4 separate regions of the Homo sapiens genome follow, and all the other regions are linked to region 2. A link is a contact called in ENCODE Hi-C or POLR2A ChIA-PET data. All regions are on one chromosome and are shown on one strand. The core of a region is the stretch at or near the end of the contact, and the rest is flanking DNA. Distances in the headings are between cores, read along the strand shown.

What was found. Hi-C counts contacts between places; a loop is a spot of excess contacts on that map. ChIA-PET counts read pairs that join two places held with the same protein, here RNA polymerase II (POLR2A). Pooled maps may share reads with other maps.
Region 1: a map of CD8-positive, alpha-beta T cell shows a loop between it and region 2 (4-fold over the local background). The contact joins two enhancer-like sites. A Hi-C loop is called at or near these places in 4 of 168 maps with a recorded cell type or tissue (CD4-positive, alpha-beta T cell, CD8-positive, alpha-beta T cell, colonic mucosa and 1 more), 1 of 37 single-sample maps with no recorded cell type and 11 of 50 pooled maps.
Region 3: a loop to region 2 is called in a pooled map, with 4 times the contacts of the local background. The contact joins the promoter of IER3IP1 here to the enhancer-like site in region 2. A Hi-C loop is called at or near these places in 3 of 37 single-sample maps with no recorded cell type and 5 of 50 pooled maps. POLR2A ChIA-PET finds 5 or more read pairs at or near these places in 1 of 52 experiments (activated T-cell).
Region 4: a map with no recorded cell type shows a loop between it and region 2 (12-fold over the local background). The contact joins two enhancer-like sites. A Hi-C loop is called at or near these places in 4 of 37 single-sample maps with no recorded cell type and 8 of 50 pooled maps. POLR2A ChIA-PET finds 5 or more read pairs at or near these places in 1 of 52 experiments (activated B cell).

The regions. Positions count from the first base shown.
Region 1 is chr18:45,686,566-45,690,651 of GRCh38, forward strand. All of the region lies in intron 7 of LOC105372093 (a long non-coding RNA gene), which reads right to left. Among named protein-coding and RNA genes, the nearest start is that of SLC14A1, 36 kb to the right of the region's middle. Within about 2 kb of position 1,251, at least 10 of the 41 ENCODE cell types and tissues checked have a DNase peak (open chromatin) inside an H3K27ac peak, as active enhancers do; they include CD4-positive, alpha-beta T cell and CD8-positive, alpha-beta T cell, where a contact is called at or near this core.
Region 2 is chr18:46,248,357-46,252,700 of GRCh38, forward strand. All of the region lies in intron 3 of ARK2N (arkadia (RNF111) N-terminal like PKA signaling regulator 2N), which reads left to right. Among named protein-coding and RNA genes, the nearest start is that of ARK2N, 76 kb to the left of the region's middle. RefSeq lists enhancers at 1,175-1,811, 1,812-2,447, 2,203-2,282, 2,333-2,392. Within about 2 kb of position 2,300, at least 17 of the 41 ENCODE cell types and tissues checked have a DNase peak (open chromatin) inside an H3K27ac peak, as active enhancers do; they include CD4-positive, alpha-beta T cell and CD8-positive, alpha-beta T cell, where a contact is called at or near this core.
Region 3 is chr18:47,174,363-47,178,241 of GRCh38, forward strand. It overlaps IER3IP1 (immediate early response 3 interacting protein 1), which reads right to left and starts at 2,002. Exons shown (of 3, transcript NM_016097.5): 1 at 1,825-2,002. The coding sequence starts at 1,915. RefSeq lists enhancers at 1,911-2,030, 2,041-2,170.
Region 4 is chr18:45,663,450-45,667,350 of GRCh38, forward strand. It overlaps SLC14A2 (solute carrier family 14 member 2), which reads left to right. Exons shown (of 20, transcript NM_007163.4): 11 at 336-458; 12 at 2,688-2,770; 13 at 3,486-3,645. The region is part of intron 7 of LOC105372093 (a long non-coding RNA gene); the gene reads right to left. Among named protein-coding and RNA genes, the nearest start is that of SLC14A2, 50 kb to the left of the region's middle. Within about 2 kb of position 2,567, at least 7 of the 41 ENCODE cell types and tissues checked have a DNase peak (open chromatin) inside an H3K27ac peak, as active enhancers do.

The DNA of each region.
Region 1 (4,086 bases), core at 1-2,500, 560 kb before region 2:
TGCACAGGTTCTTACTCTTGGTTAGATCAGGATCCTCTGATTCTGATGCCAGGCCCTACCTCAGGCCAATTAAGCCAGCAATGGGCCTGGGCACAGGTAATTTTTTTAAAGCTCCTGGGGTGATTCTAACATGCAGCTGGGGCAGGAAAACAACGGTGCTGCCTATTTCTTGGACCCCAACTGTTTCTAATTTGAGTCACTCTTCAGCACTCCGTTAAACCCCAGTCCCCATCCTCAGTTCCCAGGTGGGTTTGCATAAGGGGTAGTAGACCTGCCAGGAGATGCAGTGAGAAGCACTGAGCACTGAGGCAGGAGGAGCACAGACAGCACAGAGAATCCTCTAAAGTGAAGTTTCTCTCTTTCTCACTGTTGTTGGGGACTCACCCTGCACCACAAAGAAGACTAGATAAAGAAAACCACTAACCAGTAACATCCGGCTCAGTAGGCTGAGCACAAAAGCAAGGTTTTGCTTTGGCCCTAGACCTAGAAGCCTGCTGAGTGAGCGCCTTGGCCCTAGAAAAGAGGAGCAGGGGGTTGTCCGGAGCCCCTCCGACCACGCTGCTCTCAGTCAGGCACCACAGACACAGGCAGAGCTGGCTAGAGGTCAGAGGCATGGCCCCAGTGAGAAGCAGCAGCTGTGCCCTGTGAGCAGGTAGGATGGGGTTAAGGGCTGGCCTGGAATGGGGGCAGAAGGTGGAAGTTGGGAAATGGTGATGACAGCAGTTATTGCAAGGGGGCAAGCCAATGGGCAGGCAGTGGGCGTAGAAAAGCAGCTCCACTGAGACAGCCATGCAGGGAGCCCTGTGCAGGCAGACAGCTGTGGTCAGGGGTTAAAGAGGTGGAGAAAAGCAGAACATGGAGCCATGTAGAGAGCAGGTGCTGGCGGCCAGCTGGTACTGTAACAGGAAGAGTGCAAAAAAAAAAAAAAAATAGCAGTTTTTGCCATGGGGTGAGGCTCCACCCCTCTTTGAACTGTCTGGTGGGGCCAGGGCTGGGGCTGGGAGAGGGATGGGGTGGCTTTCACTCCTCTCCCCAGTGCTTGCTTCTTGATGGGTCAGTCTGGGTCACTAGGGTCCACCTGTCTCTTACGGCATGGCCTGAGCAGTAGTTTCAAGGGGTGTCATGGGGCGGGGAGGTGGGCAAGTCGGGCAGCAGAGCATTACAAACCCTGGGGCCCAGGCAACAGCCCAGACTAGCTCTATCAGAACCTTAGGGGCGGCCCAGGCCGGGGTGGTTGCCAAAGCTCCCCAGGGGGCCCCATCAGTAGAAGGTGTGGGGGCTGCTCGGTGCTGTGCTGTGCTGCTCTGTGCAGGGCTGCAGGGAGAAGATTCTCTAGAGAGCTCTCAAGTGGGAGGAGCCCCAGGCAGCATGATTTTGTCAAATGGAGATTGTCTCTGTCCCTGAGGTCAGAGGAGGGCTGTAACCATACAGTTCTTAACCTCTGGATTTGGACAAATGTAAGCTGTGTTCCTGGCCCCTCTAAAGACCTGTGAATCCTATTCTGCTCATCTGTGTGTAGTTCTTGTTTTTAAGCTTCCAGAGAGACACTGATTCCTAGCTAGTTTCTAACCCTAGCATACAGCAAGATGGAAAGCTCAGGACACAAGATTAAAGTGACAGCCTGGAGGGCAGGACAGGGAGTCTGGGCTGTGGCTGGAGCACCCATCACCATTCCTGGGCCACAAGCCGCCTTCAGGGACTGGCTTCCTGTTCTCCCAGGCCCCGCTGTGGCTCCTTGGCCTTAGCCCCAGGTTCTCAACATGAACAGACTGTGAACTCCTTGTGAACAGCGATGAGTTTTGTACATTCCCCTAACTGGGGCCTCTCTCCCGCAGTGAATGAGTAAGTGACAGACACAGTTATACTAAAGTTATAAGTTATGTCCAGCAAAAGAGAGGCATTGCCTTCTCTGTTGTCATCTGTCCTCCCATCAGTGTCTTGCAAGTCTTAATAGCTTTTGAACAAATGAATCATATTTACATTTTGTACTGGGCCCCATGAATTACGTAGCTGGTCCTGTGCTGAGCTCTTGGTGGCAACTGGAGCTTGCTCTCCCATGGCTGCAGCATCAAAGATCCCCCTGGGCTAGTTCTCTGCTTTCAAACTCCTTCCTCACCCATGACAGCATGAGACAGCAACACAACACCCCAATATACACAGAGCCTCACTTGTGGGGTACTCACTTGACAAGCACCCCAGGGAGCAAAGGAAGTGCAGAGAGAGGTGGCACCTTCTATCCTGAAGACCCAGCACACCCAGGCTCCATGGTGCAGGGACTGGAACAAACCAGGAAGGCACCCCACAACCAAAATATTTGTAGATTTTCCAGCTGGAGCAAAGGAAAGACCCAGACAGATCCCTACTCATAATCAGCTCATGAAACGCCCTACTGGAGAAAGGCAGAAAGAGTAGCTGGCTTTTTCCCCATCCCTGCATACTCCCCTGGGTGCTCTTTGAATCAATGTTTAGCCGGATTTCACCCAATCATGAGCGTGTGAGTGGGGAGCACCCCCATGACTTGGCTTCCTGCCCAACACATCACACCACAACCTGTGAATAACTCATCTTCCCCAACACATTATAACCTCTGAGGGGCCAGATTATGTATTTTCATGGCCCCCATTCCAGGCCTGGCACGTGGATACATATTTACTGACAGATGGACCCCTACTTCAGCATCCCTGTAAGCCTGGAATTAATTCCAGGAGGTGGGTACTAAGCAAGATAATGTTTAACCAAAATGCAGATTCTAGCACCTCCCCTGAACCCTAAGATATTGGGATTCAGTAAGTGATGGGGTATCTGCATTTTTACCTGCATCGCAAATGACTTAAGAAGGCCAATTCTCCTGGCTATCTGAAGAACTGAAGGAGGTGGGTAGACAGAGGGGGTCTCAGCACAGGAATTTGAGTAGAATTCACGTAGAAGCCCAGGACATGATTGCATGAGTGGCCATGGGTCAGTGTGCAGCTTGCAAATCCAGTCACTGTAAGGCCTTATCCTAGAAAGGCCCTGACGGGGACTGGGGTTGCGGGGGTGGGGATTGAGGCAGGTGGCTACCATCTGTCAAGAGCAGCAGCAGACCTGCAGCTGGCTCCATGGCTTCTGTGGCCCATGCCCACCCTCCCTCCTTACCATCACAGCAGTCGCCCAAATGGCTCAGAGAGGAGCTCATGGGAACCCCACTTACTGTTGACACTGGGGGAAAAGAATGGAAATATGATTTGGCATAACTTGAGGGACGTATAAATGGTTTGTGCCTTTCACACCCCAAAAACTTCAATTTACCTCCCTCATGAATGTCTTAGAAGCTTCTGCATTCTTTAAGAAAACTCTAGTTTTTACATAAATTTAATATTGACCATATAATTCAACATTCAATTTTATGTTATCTGGTATCACCTGCCACCTGGGTGGAGGGTCTTATTTGCTCAGCAAGATGGGAAACTCTAAAGTCAAAGACCTCATCTTATAATTACTTGAACACAACATACTTTGGAGACCAAACATATTACTGAGCACAGGATATCCGTGCTGCTTGATTCACTTACTATTTGAACTCCTGGTTCTGAGACTGTTATCCGAGGAGAATAAAAGGGTGCTGGATGGGCTTCCATGGAGAGATGGAAACTGTCTGAGTGTTAAGGGCTCAGGCTAGGGAGGAGACAAAACTCTTCTTCTGAAAGTTTCATAGCTTTAGCTCTTATATTTAGGTCTTTGATCCACTTTGAGTTATTTTTTGTATATGGTAGTAGAGTCCCCAATCTTCTGCAAGTGGATATTCAGTTGCCCCAGCACTATTTATTGAAAAGACTATTCTTTTTTGCATATGGGATTGTTTTTCAGAATCCAGAAAAATCTTTAGTTCACATTCCTCTTGCTTTAAGGTAGTATTTCCATAACTCATCAGTCATGGATCTTAAATACATATCCAAAAGAAAAAATTTTAAATAAGAAAAAGTCACATGATCCAATGAGATCCAGGTACATTAAGCCAAATAAAGTTTAACATCTTTCATTAGCATTGGCTTCTCAAAGACTTTAATGCCAGTGTGCTTTTAATGAATCACTTATCCTTCTTTTATC
Region 2 (4,344 bases), core at 1,050-3,549:
AAAGTTGTAGGAGGGTGAGCAGTGGGTGGCTGGAGCAAAGGAAGACAACAGAGTTGGGGATAAGATGGCAAAAAATGGATGATCCCAGGTGCTTATATTTTGTAGGTAGCTAAGAGGGTGAAAGTATAGTGTTTTACTTCTCATGACCACTGGTTTTCCTTCTACCCCTCCTTACTGCTTTTTCCTTTTCCACGTAGGCTTTTCTATACTCTTTATTTTTGTTTGTTTGTTTGTTTGTTTTTTTGAGACGGAGTCTTGCTCTGTCACCAGGCTGGAGTGCAGTGGCACGATCTTGGCTCACTACTGAAACCTCCGCCTCCTGGGTTCAAGCGATTCTCCTGCCTCAGCATCCGGAGTAGCAGGGACTACAGGCATGTGCCACCACACCCAGCTAATTTTTGTATTTTTAGTAGAGATGGGGTTTCACTCTGTTGGCTAGGATGGTCTCCATCTCTTGACCTCATGATCTGCCTGCCTTGGCCTCCCAAAGTGGTGGGATTACAGGCGTGAGCCACTGCGCCTGGCCTCTATACTCTTACGCAGCTACTTCCACCACACTACTTTTCTACTTCATTGGACCAATCCCCCATCCCTTTATCAGTCCTCTCCCAGCTTCCTGTCCTTCCCTATCAAGCCTATATAGGCCCAGCTGTCCTTTGCCAATGTCACTTATAGAGTTGACTTTCCTGTTGTACTTACCTGGCAGAGTCTGATCCCTGGATGCACACTTTGAGCCTGTATCCCCCATGCTAAGCATAGCTGGAGAAAATCACTTTGTCACAGAGTTAAAGGTTGCCTTAATTTCCTAGTCTGCGGCTTCATCCAGGCTCTCAGCGCTTCCCAGAAACTCCCCCTTTTCCTTAGGCAGCATTCTTTTTTTTTACTTTTTTTGAGACGGAGTCTTGCTCTGTCACCCAGGCTGGAGTGCAGCGGCGCCATCTCAGCTCACTGCAAGCTCTGCCTCCCAGGTTCACGCCATTCTCCTGCCTCAGCCTCCTGAGCAGCTGGGACTACAGGCGCCCGCCACCACGCCCGGCTAATTTTTTTTTGTATTTTTAGTAGAGACGCGGTTTCACTGTGTTAGTCAGAATGGTCTCGATCTCCTGACCTCGTGATCCACCCGCCTCGGCCTCCCAAAGTGCTGGGATTACAGGCTTGAGCCACCACGCCCGGCCTTGCATTCTTTCTCCGTAGTGGCTACTTCGCTTTTCTGCACCTGCCCACACCTACTCTCTGCAGATGGCCTTGCCACATTCTTCAAAATCCAGATTACCTCAGCTTTCTGCTGTCAAACCTATTCTCTGCCCTTTTGGAATATGAACAGGTCTCTCTCATTGTTAAAAACTATGTATATACACATACATACAAACACCCTTCCCTCAAGCCCATATTCCTTACTCAGTACCATCCTATCTCCTTTTCCTCCATAGCCAAACTTCTTAAACTGTGTTTGCTCTTCCTTCCCTTTCATTATTCTTCAGATTGCTTTGCTATATTGGCTTTCTCCCAGGCTGGAGTGCAGTGGTGCAATCATGGCACACTGCAGCCTTGACTCCCTGGGCTCAAGCAATCCTCCTGTCTCAGTTTCCCGAGTTGCTGAGTCTGTAGTTGCACACCACCACGTCTAATTCCCCGCCCCCCTCGCCCCACCCCATCTCTTAATTATTTATGTTCATCAATACTTGGGTTGTGTTTTCTAGACCACTTTTACTCTTCAGGATGATCTTTATTCTCTCATCTATTGCTGAGGATTTAACAAGTCTGTATTTCCTCTTTAGACCTCTGACCTGAGCTTTAGAACAGTACCGATTGTACCATTGACTGTCATCTGCTTACTCCGTGATAGTTTCACTCATTTATGAAACATTCCTGGCACCTGTCTTAGTCTGTCTCTGCTTGCAAGTCCTGCTATCATGAACACTCATTATTTATGTGAAAAGTTATGTGAACTGCTTATTGGACATATTAAAGGCACATAATCATCATGCCCTGAGCAACCACCCTCAGCTTTTATTAGTGCACTGAATGGCACTGTAACTCTATCCATTTACCTAAGTCAGAAACCTAAGCATCATTTTTGACTTTCTATGTTCTTTCATTTGCCTAATTCCCAACATTACTAACCCTCCATTCGTACACACACACACACACACACACACAGTATTTTCCATTGTTTTTTTTTCCTAGTTCAGCCACAGTCATTTCTCACCCAGGAAGCTGCAGCAGTCTAACTGGTTTTGTTGCCTCCAGTATTTCCTGTCCTGCTTGCTATCAGTTTCATTTCTATACTCTGAAAGGAAATTCTTTAAAATGCAAAACCAGATGACGTCACCCCTCTGCTTACCCTCTGCTTAAATGGTTCAGTGGCTTCCTACTTCTCAAAGCTAAGTCCAGACAGCTTACCATGATCTGACCTGCTGACTTTGGTAGCCTTGTTTCTTATTACTCTTTTGACTGTTACCCCCAAATCTCACCAAACTTTTATACCTTAAAGGACAACAGAATGTTCTGTATGCCACTTCCCCTCATCTGTGCCTACTCTTCCTTGAGAACCCAGCTTCCCTGATTACCCTCAAGTCTGGTGAATGTTCCCTATCAGAGCAGTTTTCAAGCCATGGTGCAATAGACTGCTTTTTATTATCTCTGCATATATCGCAGGTTCATTGAGGGTAGAGACTATGCCTGCCTTGTTCCCCATAGTATTTCTAGCACTTAGCACAGTGCATAGCATGTCGCAAGTATTTATTGTAGGTACAAACAAATAAAGTAAACAGTAAAGACTGTTTGAATTATTGAATATGGAAAAGTTGAAGGCTATAAAGAAGAGAGTCTGTGATTTTGTATTCTTCCTTAGCAGTACAGTTGGAACAGTGTGCATGAGGATAGGAATAACTAAAACATTGAAGTAGAACTTGGATGAAGACTTGGCCACAAGCAAGGTATTGGGGATCAGAGCAAGAATCTAGGTTTACGAAAGCAAGACTTAACCAATTCCATTTAAGCAGCCTCCCTAGATTTAATAAAACAGAGTTTTATCTGGTGAATGCCACCTTTTGTATGCTTATAGGGTCCAGATATGTGCCCACTGCTAGTGCCACATAATCTGGATTACAAACCCACGCAAACTGTGATATATAATCTCAATCACTGGTTTATCTAGGAGCCATTCTAAGCATTAAAAATTTTTCACATATATGCATCATTTTCAGTCGAAGAATAAAAGGTAAAAATAGTACTAAAGAATTATGAAAAAGACCCACAATCATATTCAAACTTGATTATTTTTCACAGCTTTACTCAGAATCTACATATTTTTATAGTGTTATGTGTAATACTTTATATGTTAGTATACATTTTTCCAAGTTGCTACATAGCACTGTAATGAATATCTTTGGATATAACATTTTGCTTATTTAAAGGCTAAGGAGTAAATTATTAGGGATGGGTTTACAGGGTCAGAAGGTATAAAAATTGTAAGCCTTGGTTTGAGACTGTCTGTAGCTTCCAAAAGGTTTACACTCAAGGGTGACAGGAGTATGAAAGTACAGGATTTGGCCAGGTGCGGTGGCTTAAGCCTGTAATCCCAGCACTTTGGGGAGGCCAAGGTGGGCTGATCACCTGAGGCCAGGAGTTTGAGACCAGCCTGGCCAACGTGACGAAACCCCATCTCTACTAAAACTACAAAAATTAGCCAGGTGTGGTGGCGTGCGCCTGTAATCCCAGCTACTCGGGAGGTTGAGGCAGGAGAATTGCTTGAACCTGGGAGGCGGAGGCTGCAGTGAGCCGAGATTGTGCCATTGCACTCTAGCCTGGGTAACAGAGCGAGACTCCATCTCAAAAAAAAAAAAGGTACAAGATTTCTCAATAACCTTGAAGCATTGGGTTGAGTAAAGGGAGAAGAGAGTTGCATGTAAAATTTTCTTTTCTTTTTTTTTTGAGACAGAATCTCCCTCTGTCGCCTGGCTCCTGGAGTGCAGTGGCGCGATCTCGACTCACTGAAACCTCTGCTTCCTGGGTTCAAGCAATTCTCTATCCTTAGCCTCCTGAGTAGCTGGGACTACAGGCATGCCACCATGCCCAGCTAATTTTTGTATTTTTAGTAGAGATGGGGTTTCAACCATGTTGGCCAGGATGGTCTTGATCTCTTGACCTTGTGATCCGCCCACCTTGGCCTCCCAAAGTGCTGGGATTACAGGCATGAGCCAAAATTTTATTTTATTTACATTGGTTTAGTTTAGATTAGGTGTTGTGTAGATTTTTTTTTTAAATATGGGAAATAATTTTGTATCAGATCACAATATATTTAAATAAAAATACCCTTTAGAGGGTAAATGAGAATTTGTA
Region 3 (3,879 bases), core at 752-3,251, 930 kb after region 2:
TTAGCTATTATTATTGTTGTCATACCCACTTGTATCTACTTGCCCTATTTAGAATTGTTCTTCCTTGGGAGGCCGAGGTGGGCAGATCACGAGGTCAGGAGTTCGAGACCAGCCTGACCAACATGGTGAAACCCCATTTCTACTACAAATACAAAAATTAGCCAGGCTTGGTGGTGCGTGCCTGTAATCCCAGCCATTCGGGAAGCTGAGGCAGGAGAATCGCTTGAACCTGGGAGGCGGAGGATGCAGTGAACCGAGATTGCGCCACTGCACTCCAGCCGGGGGGACAGGGTGAGACTCCGTCTCAAAAAAAAAAAAAAATGGGTCTTCCCACATCCACTGCTTTCCCTTCCAATCTTTCCTCCGTATTGTAGCCTCAAGGATCTTGCAAATAACACAAATCTGGTCATGTCGCTGTCTTAAGACCCTCTTCTCACCTGCCTCAGTTTTCACACCAGGTCTACACTGCTTAAAGCTCTCCTCACCCTTCCAGCTCCTCCCAACCCTTCACCTTCACCGAGTTAATGTTTACTCATGTATCAGATTTCAGGTTAGACACGCTTCCTCCAAGAAGCTTTCGCAGATACACAAGTTAGTATCTGCCCGTACTTCTCTTACATAATACTCTCTATACTTGTTATTGTCATTTGTTTAGTTTTTATTTAGATTAACTTCCATCAGAAGGGCAGAGTAGCTGCTGTAACTTCAGTTACTATAAATGGGCCTGGCACATACTTTGCACTCAATAAATATCTTCTGAAGTAAATGAAATGAATCAATCTTGCTCCTGGGTTTACGTTTCAGTGATTCAAACGGGCATACTTGGTACACAACGTGAGGTCCTGGAAGGTATAACTTGTGTTTTCATTTTTGAATTTCTAAATTCTAGCAGAGTTTTTGGCACACTCTATGCACCCAATAAGCTATCTGAATAAACTTTTCTTGGAACATGAGTGTCTGAATGTCCTGATAACTCCAACACGTTCCCTTCCTGTAATTCCTAAAGCCCAGGAACACTTATTGCCTTCCATCAGTTAGTGAACTACTGATGCTCCAAAATGGGTCACGCCTCCTTCCCCTCCACACCCAACTCGTTTTGTTTTGTTTGTTTTGTTTTGTTAGACGGAGTCTCACTCTATTGCCCAGGCTGGAGTGCAATGGCGCAATCTCGGCTCACTGCAACCTCTGCCTCCCAGGTTTAAGTGATTCTCCTGCCTCAGCCTCCCGCCCGGCTAATTTTTGTATTTCCACCACCACGTCCGGCTAATCTTTGTATTTTTAGTAGAGACGGGGTTTTACCATGTTGGCCAGGCTGGTCCCAAACTCCTGACATCATGATCCGCCGGCCTCGGCCTGCCAAAGTGCTGGGATTACAGGCGGGAGCCACCGCGCCCGGCCCCACACCCCCAACTCTTAGCCCGAAACTCAGACCCCGGGTTTTCGACTATTAAAAGTAGTCACAGGACCGCGACACTGCACTTCAGCCTGGGCAAAAGAGCGAGACTCCCCCTCAAAAAAAAAAGTAGTCACAGAAAACTGAATTAAATTACTGACCTGAAGTAATCGCAAGCAGAGGCGTCCCTGACTGACTTCTATATCCCTCCACCCCAACCCCCTGGGCCCTGCACAGCGGGTGTCTGTTGAATATTCTCCCGGCTGTTGAGCCCAAACCTGATGAGAGGAAAGGCTCGGCTTCCACTCCAAGCCGAGCCTTCCGCTGTTCTTCTGTCCCGGCCCTTGGTGTCCCCTCACGCGGCCCCATTAGGTTACGCGCCCCCGGGGACTCCGCCGCCGCCCCAGCCCGCGCCCCGCGGTCCCACTCACTGTTCTTGAGGAATCGCTCCTCGTGCAGCACTGCGATGGCGTTGACGCAGAGCAGGGCTGCCTGCAGCAGTGAGTACAGGGTAAAGGCCATGGCCGTCCGAGGCCGCCCCGAAGTCCAAGCGATTTCTCTCCCGCCGCCGCAAGGGACGTGGCGCCTCCACGGCCGGCGCCTTCCTACGGAAGCCGATGGGGCCCAAAACGAACTCTCCGGGAAGCCCCGCCTCCATCTGGCTAAGAACCGCCCCTCGCTGAAGACTGCAAGTCCTGCCGCTTGTCTAGACCGGTGATGTGCAATCAATGCTCTGATGTGGCCAGTGCTGCAGGTGCAAAATACACACCGGATTTCACACACTTGGAACTGGAACAAGGATGAAGAATATCCCAATAATTTTTTTTTTTTTGAGATGGAGTCTGGCCCTGTCGCCCAAACTGGAGTGCAGTGGCACGATCTCGGCTCACTGCAAGCTCCGACTCCCGGGTTCACGCCATTCTCCTGCCTCAGCCTCCCAAGTAGCTGGGACTACAGGTGCCCGCCACCACGCCCGGCTAATTTTTTGTATTTTTAGTAGAGACGGGGTTTCACCGTGTTAGCCAGGATGGTCTCAATCTCCTGACCTCGTGATTCCCCCCTCCTCGGCCTCCCAATAATTTTTAAATGTTGATAACATGTTGAAATGAAAATATTTTGAGGCCGGGCGCAGTGGCTCACGCCTGTAATTCTAGCACTTTGGGAAACCGAGGCGGGCAAATCACCTAAGGTCAAGAGTTCGAGACCAGTCTGGCCAACATGGCAAAACCCTGTCTCTACTGAAAATACAAAAATTAGCTGGGTGTGATGGTGGGCTCCTGTAATCCCAGCTACTCAGGAGGCTGAGAGAAGAGAATCACTTGAACCCGGGAGGCAGAGACTGCAGTGAGCCGAGATCCAGCCTGGGTGACAGAGCAAGAGGAAAGAAGGAAGGAAGGGAGGAAGGTTTCTTGTTTATTTTTAATTATTTTATTTAATGTGGTTATGAAGATACTGTAAATGACATGTGACGCTTGCATTATATTTCTATTGCTCAGTACTGCACTTGATGCTCCCAGGAGATACAGGAGATACTAATATTCCCATTTCAGATTTCAGAATGCTAAAACAAAATAACTGTTTTAAAATTACTCAGTGAGAAACATCCCCTCCTTGACCAAACTCCAACCAAGATCCTCTGAGCCTCTTCTTTTTTTTTTTCCCCCCCCAGGAACAGGGTCTTGCTCTGTTGCCCAGGCTGGAGTGCAGTGGCACCATCATAGCTCAATGCAGCCTTCAGCTCCTGGCTCGAGCAGTCCTCCTGCCTTAGCCTCCTGCTTAGCTGTATGTGATGGTTAAGACTGAGTGTCAACTTGATTGGATTGAAGGATGCAAAGTATTGATCCTGGGTGTGTCTGTGAGGGTGTTGCCAAAGGAGATTAACATTTGAGTCAGTGGGCTGGGAAAGACAGGTCCACTCTTAATCCAAGTGGGCACCATCTAATCAGCTGCTGGAGTGGCCAGGATATAAAGCAGGCAAAAAACCAATGAAAAGGGTATGCCAAGACCAGCTCGGTTGGGGAGACCCTAACCCAGCGGTGCTAGAGGAATTAAAGACACACACAGAGGTGTGAAGTGGGAAATCAGGGGTCTTATAGCCTTCAGAGCTGAGATCCCCGAACAAAGATTTACCCACGTATTTATTAACAGCAAACCAGTCATTAGCATTGTTTCTATAGATGTTAAATTAACTAAAAGTATCCCTTATGGGAAATGAAGGGATGGGCCGAATTAATTGCAGCAGGAACACATCCTTAAGACACAGATCTCTCAGGCTTTTGTTTGTGGCTTAAGAATGCCTTTAAGCAGTTTTCCAACCTGGGTGGGCCAGGTATTCCTTGCCCTCATTCCCGTAAACCCACAACCTTCCAGCTTGGGCGTTAGGGCCATTATGGACATGTTATAGTGCTGCAGAGATTTTATTTATGGCCAGTTTTGGGGCTAGTTTATGGCCAGACTGTTGGGGGCTTGCTCTCAACAAGGGTAGA
Region 4 (3,901 bases), core at 1,317-3,816, 580 kb before region 2:
CAAGACGCTGGCTGCCACCTGCTCATGCCAGTGCAAGTTGCAGCTAAATGGGTCTTAGAGTGCTTCCTTGCACACTAAGAAATAAGGCAAACTGCTCATCCATTTCTTGACAGACTATAACTTGGGTTACTGTGGGGAGAGGAAGTAGAAGTTTTAATGGGAGAAATAGAGAAGCTAAGTGTTTTATGCAGAGACTGATGCAATGACTACTCCAGCTTCAGGCTTCACTGCTCTCTCCTTTCCAGCATCTGTGTGATTTTTCCCAGCTCTCTGCTTGGCTCTCTCAGGTGCGGACTAGGTGGGACACTGACCTGTCTTGTTTTGCCCCTGGCTAGGAGGCGGTGGGGAGCATCCACCCACAGCAGGCCCAAAGGTGGAGGAGGGCTCGGAGGCTGTGCTCTCCAAGCACAGGAGTGTATTTCACATCGAGTGGTCATCCATTCGGAGGAGGAGCAAAGGTGTGCATGTCCTCCCCCTCACGCTTGGATCCCTGCCTTCCTAGTCTCTAATAAAACAGGGACAATGGCAATACCTACTTCACAGGGTGGTGGGGAGACCCGCTGGAGTCAGACTTGACCTCTCACACCTGACGTCTGACCAAGGCCACAGTTCCCCGAATGCGTCTGGATGCCCCCTGGGTCTCGGAGAGGCTGAAGCTGGGACAGGCAGTGAGATTCTGGGGTCTCAACCTGGCTGCACATTGGAATCACCTGCATCCCATCCCAGTGACTAGTTTAATTCATCTGCAGAGCAGCCTGGGTGGGCATCAGGAGCTTCTAAAGCTCTCCAGGAGATTCTAATTTGCCAGCAAATCAAAAACCACTGGTCTAGGAGGCTAGAGATGAACAGTTCCCATCTATGGCAATGGTGGGGAGGCCAAGGGCACAGGTAGAGACCCATGGTGGGGAAAGTGCTGCCAAAGGCCAGGAAGAGGGTATCCAAGGGCCGCTAAAGCTGAACAAGTGGAGGCCAGAAATTTGGACGTGGAAGCTGAGAACATGTGGCAGCAAACAGGGAGGAGTCTGGGGAGGTTTCCTCAACCAGCTGCAAGGTTGGAGCAGCCTCATGAAGATCCAGGACACAGGGACCATCTAATCCTGCCTCCAATCCCCAGAGAGGGGGCAGCATTGCCCAGAGTCACACAGCTGACTAGGGCCACTGTTGGGAATAAAAGTGACTCCCAAGTTAGTGCAACATCACATGCTCCCCAGAAGATGCCTGAATGACCTTCTTCCTCCAGCTCCCCCAAGTCTCATCATTTCATACCACAAGTCAGTTAGCCCAGAGAAATGGACTTTGAGTGAATATGGGAAAATACACGAGGTGGAGAGGGGATTGCCGAGGACATTGCACATCTCAAGGGCCCCTGTAGCTCAGGAGTTTGTCTTTGATAGAGGTTCCCCAGCAGAGTGTGGAAGAGACCACGGTTTGCCTCAAAGGCTTAATAAATTCCTCCTAACATCGTCTCAGGATAGGGGCTGTGGTTGGGGAGAGCATAGTAGAGAGCCCTGCAGCACTGGCAGGCAGAGAGGAGCTTCAGACAGAAACAGCGGGTCAGTGGGGATATCACACACAGGCCTCCAATTTCAAGGGATCCCTTCTGCTTCCTACTCTTCCTTTCAAAGCTTTCAAAATGAATTTGTTTGTCCTGAATGGTGTCACCTCCCAAACACACTGGTATCTGCAGTCCCTGTCCCTTCAGAAGTGGGAACACAGTGCCTTCGATGCATCCCTTCTAGTGTTTTGACACCCTGACGACTCATGAGTGCAGAACGGGGGAACAGGCAATTCAGTCTGAAAACACAGGGTAGTCAGAGCCCAGCCTGCTATTCTCACACTTGACCACAGGAGGGAACCAAAGCATCAAGAAGGAAACTTCCAGGGGCCTGAACATCTTTCAGGATGCATAAAACCCTACTGAAATTGGTGGTCTCTAAAAGTAAATTACCTGTAATAATAAAAATGTTTAGATCCACATTGCAAGAGTTTTCTACAATTACAAAGGCTTGCCAAAATCTGCTTCAAGAGATTACATGGATGTCTCTTGTCCTAATCCCACCAGCCATTGCTACTACAATACCTTAAAAAAACAAAAACAAAAACAAACAGAACAGCCTGAGGTCATCCAGGTGAGGAGAGTCATGGCCAAATTCAAACACAGATTATGCATGGCTCATGGCTCAGGCAGCTTAATACTTTATGAACAGGAAGTGAAGGGCTTCAACAACAACCAAGTTTCTTTTTTTTTTTTTTTTTTTTTTTTTTTTGTTCACCTTCAAGTTCTCCATGTGGAACAGGAGAAAGAACCCTGGATTCCGGGATCAAGCACAAGTCACTGTCTCTCCAGGCTGCTGTTTCCTCATCTAAAAAATTATCAAGGTTGAGCTAAATGAGGGCTTCTTAATTAAAAGTTAGTGGAATCTCTGAGCTCCCTAAATTCCTTGTAAAATGCCCTGTTTATATGAAGATGTACACTTTTTCCCCAAAGCGAGGGCCCAGATGGATCCATGACCAGTAAAAGAACAAAAGAGCCTTCGAGCTGCAAGGCCCCATGATTCTGTGCTTCCTCAGTAGGAACAGGAAATACTGCATAATCTTAACACCTCTTGAGCCTTGCAGGACATTAGCTTCTGAGGTGCCAGAGTAGAGGTGTCCTAACTGATGGTGCTCTTTCCTTCTAACTCCAGTGTTTGGAAAAGGCGAACACCAGGAAAGACAAAACAAAGACCCATTTCCCTATCGATACCGGAAGCCCACAGTCGAGCTGCTTGTGAGTACTGAGTGTCCTGAATCAGGGACAGCGCCCTACAGTCACAGAGCCCACAGCAGATGAGGGAGCTGAGAGCTGTAAACAAGGTTCTCCGATTTAGGCAAACTTTTCTTGCATTCGTATTTTCTGAAATGTAATTACCTGGGACAAAAATGTCTCTTTCACAGTTTACTTTGTAACTTTTCATATTCCTTGTATTTGAATTATTATCAGGCTTCCTTTAAACCCAGTATTCAAGCATTTAGGAAATAAGCTGGTGCCTGTTTTCAAAAACAGAATCTTCACATGTTCAATTTCATACCCTTATGTTTATGAACAGTTATATCTTAAAGACTAGACATGCCAGGGAGAAAGCCATTTCTTCTGGAAAGAGTATTAATGTTAAAAAAAAAAAAAGACTAAAAATCTGTGGTTAATCTCAGTTCTACTGTTTGACCTTGACCTTTGAAAATGAGAACCTCCACTTGCCAGAGTCCTCCTCCACAGAACGAAAGTAAAGATGTTATCTTACTGTGCCTCACGGTAGTTAACCTATTAGATGAGGTCATGTGTCAAACAAAAGACAGTCTAATCTACAGAAACAGGGAGGTTAAACAGCAATTTAATGAAATACCAAATGACAATCTTATTTGGTCCCTGAGTGACCACAAACATGAATTCTCAGTGTAAGAACCACCGAATGTGGGAGACTCTTGCCTATCTCTGTCCTGGACAGGATCTGGACACCATGGAGGAGAGCTCTGAGATAAAAGTGGAAACAAACATTTCCAAGACATCCTGGATTCGGAGTTCCATGGCTGCCAGTGGGAAAAGGGTCAGCAAAGCCCTCAGCTACATCACAGGAGAGATGAAGGAGTGTGGAGAGGGACTTAAAGGTAAAATTCTATGAGAACAACACTGACCCTGACCCTAAAAACTCACCTCCACCCATCCCCAGGAAACCCATTGCCATGGGGGTTCCCTATAGACTAGACTTAGACTAGACTGCACTCTGTTACTGTGGTCTTTCCTGGAAGCTGGGAGTTTTGCTGTTAAAACAGACATACAGCCTCTTGAACTATAAATAGCAATACATGCAAGAGTGTGAGCTCATGAGCTCTCATTTCTGAACAGAACACTTCTGCTATCTCA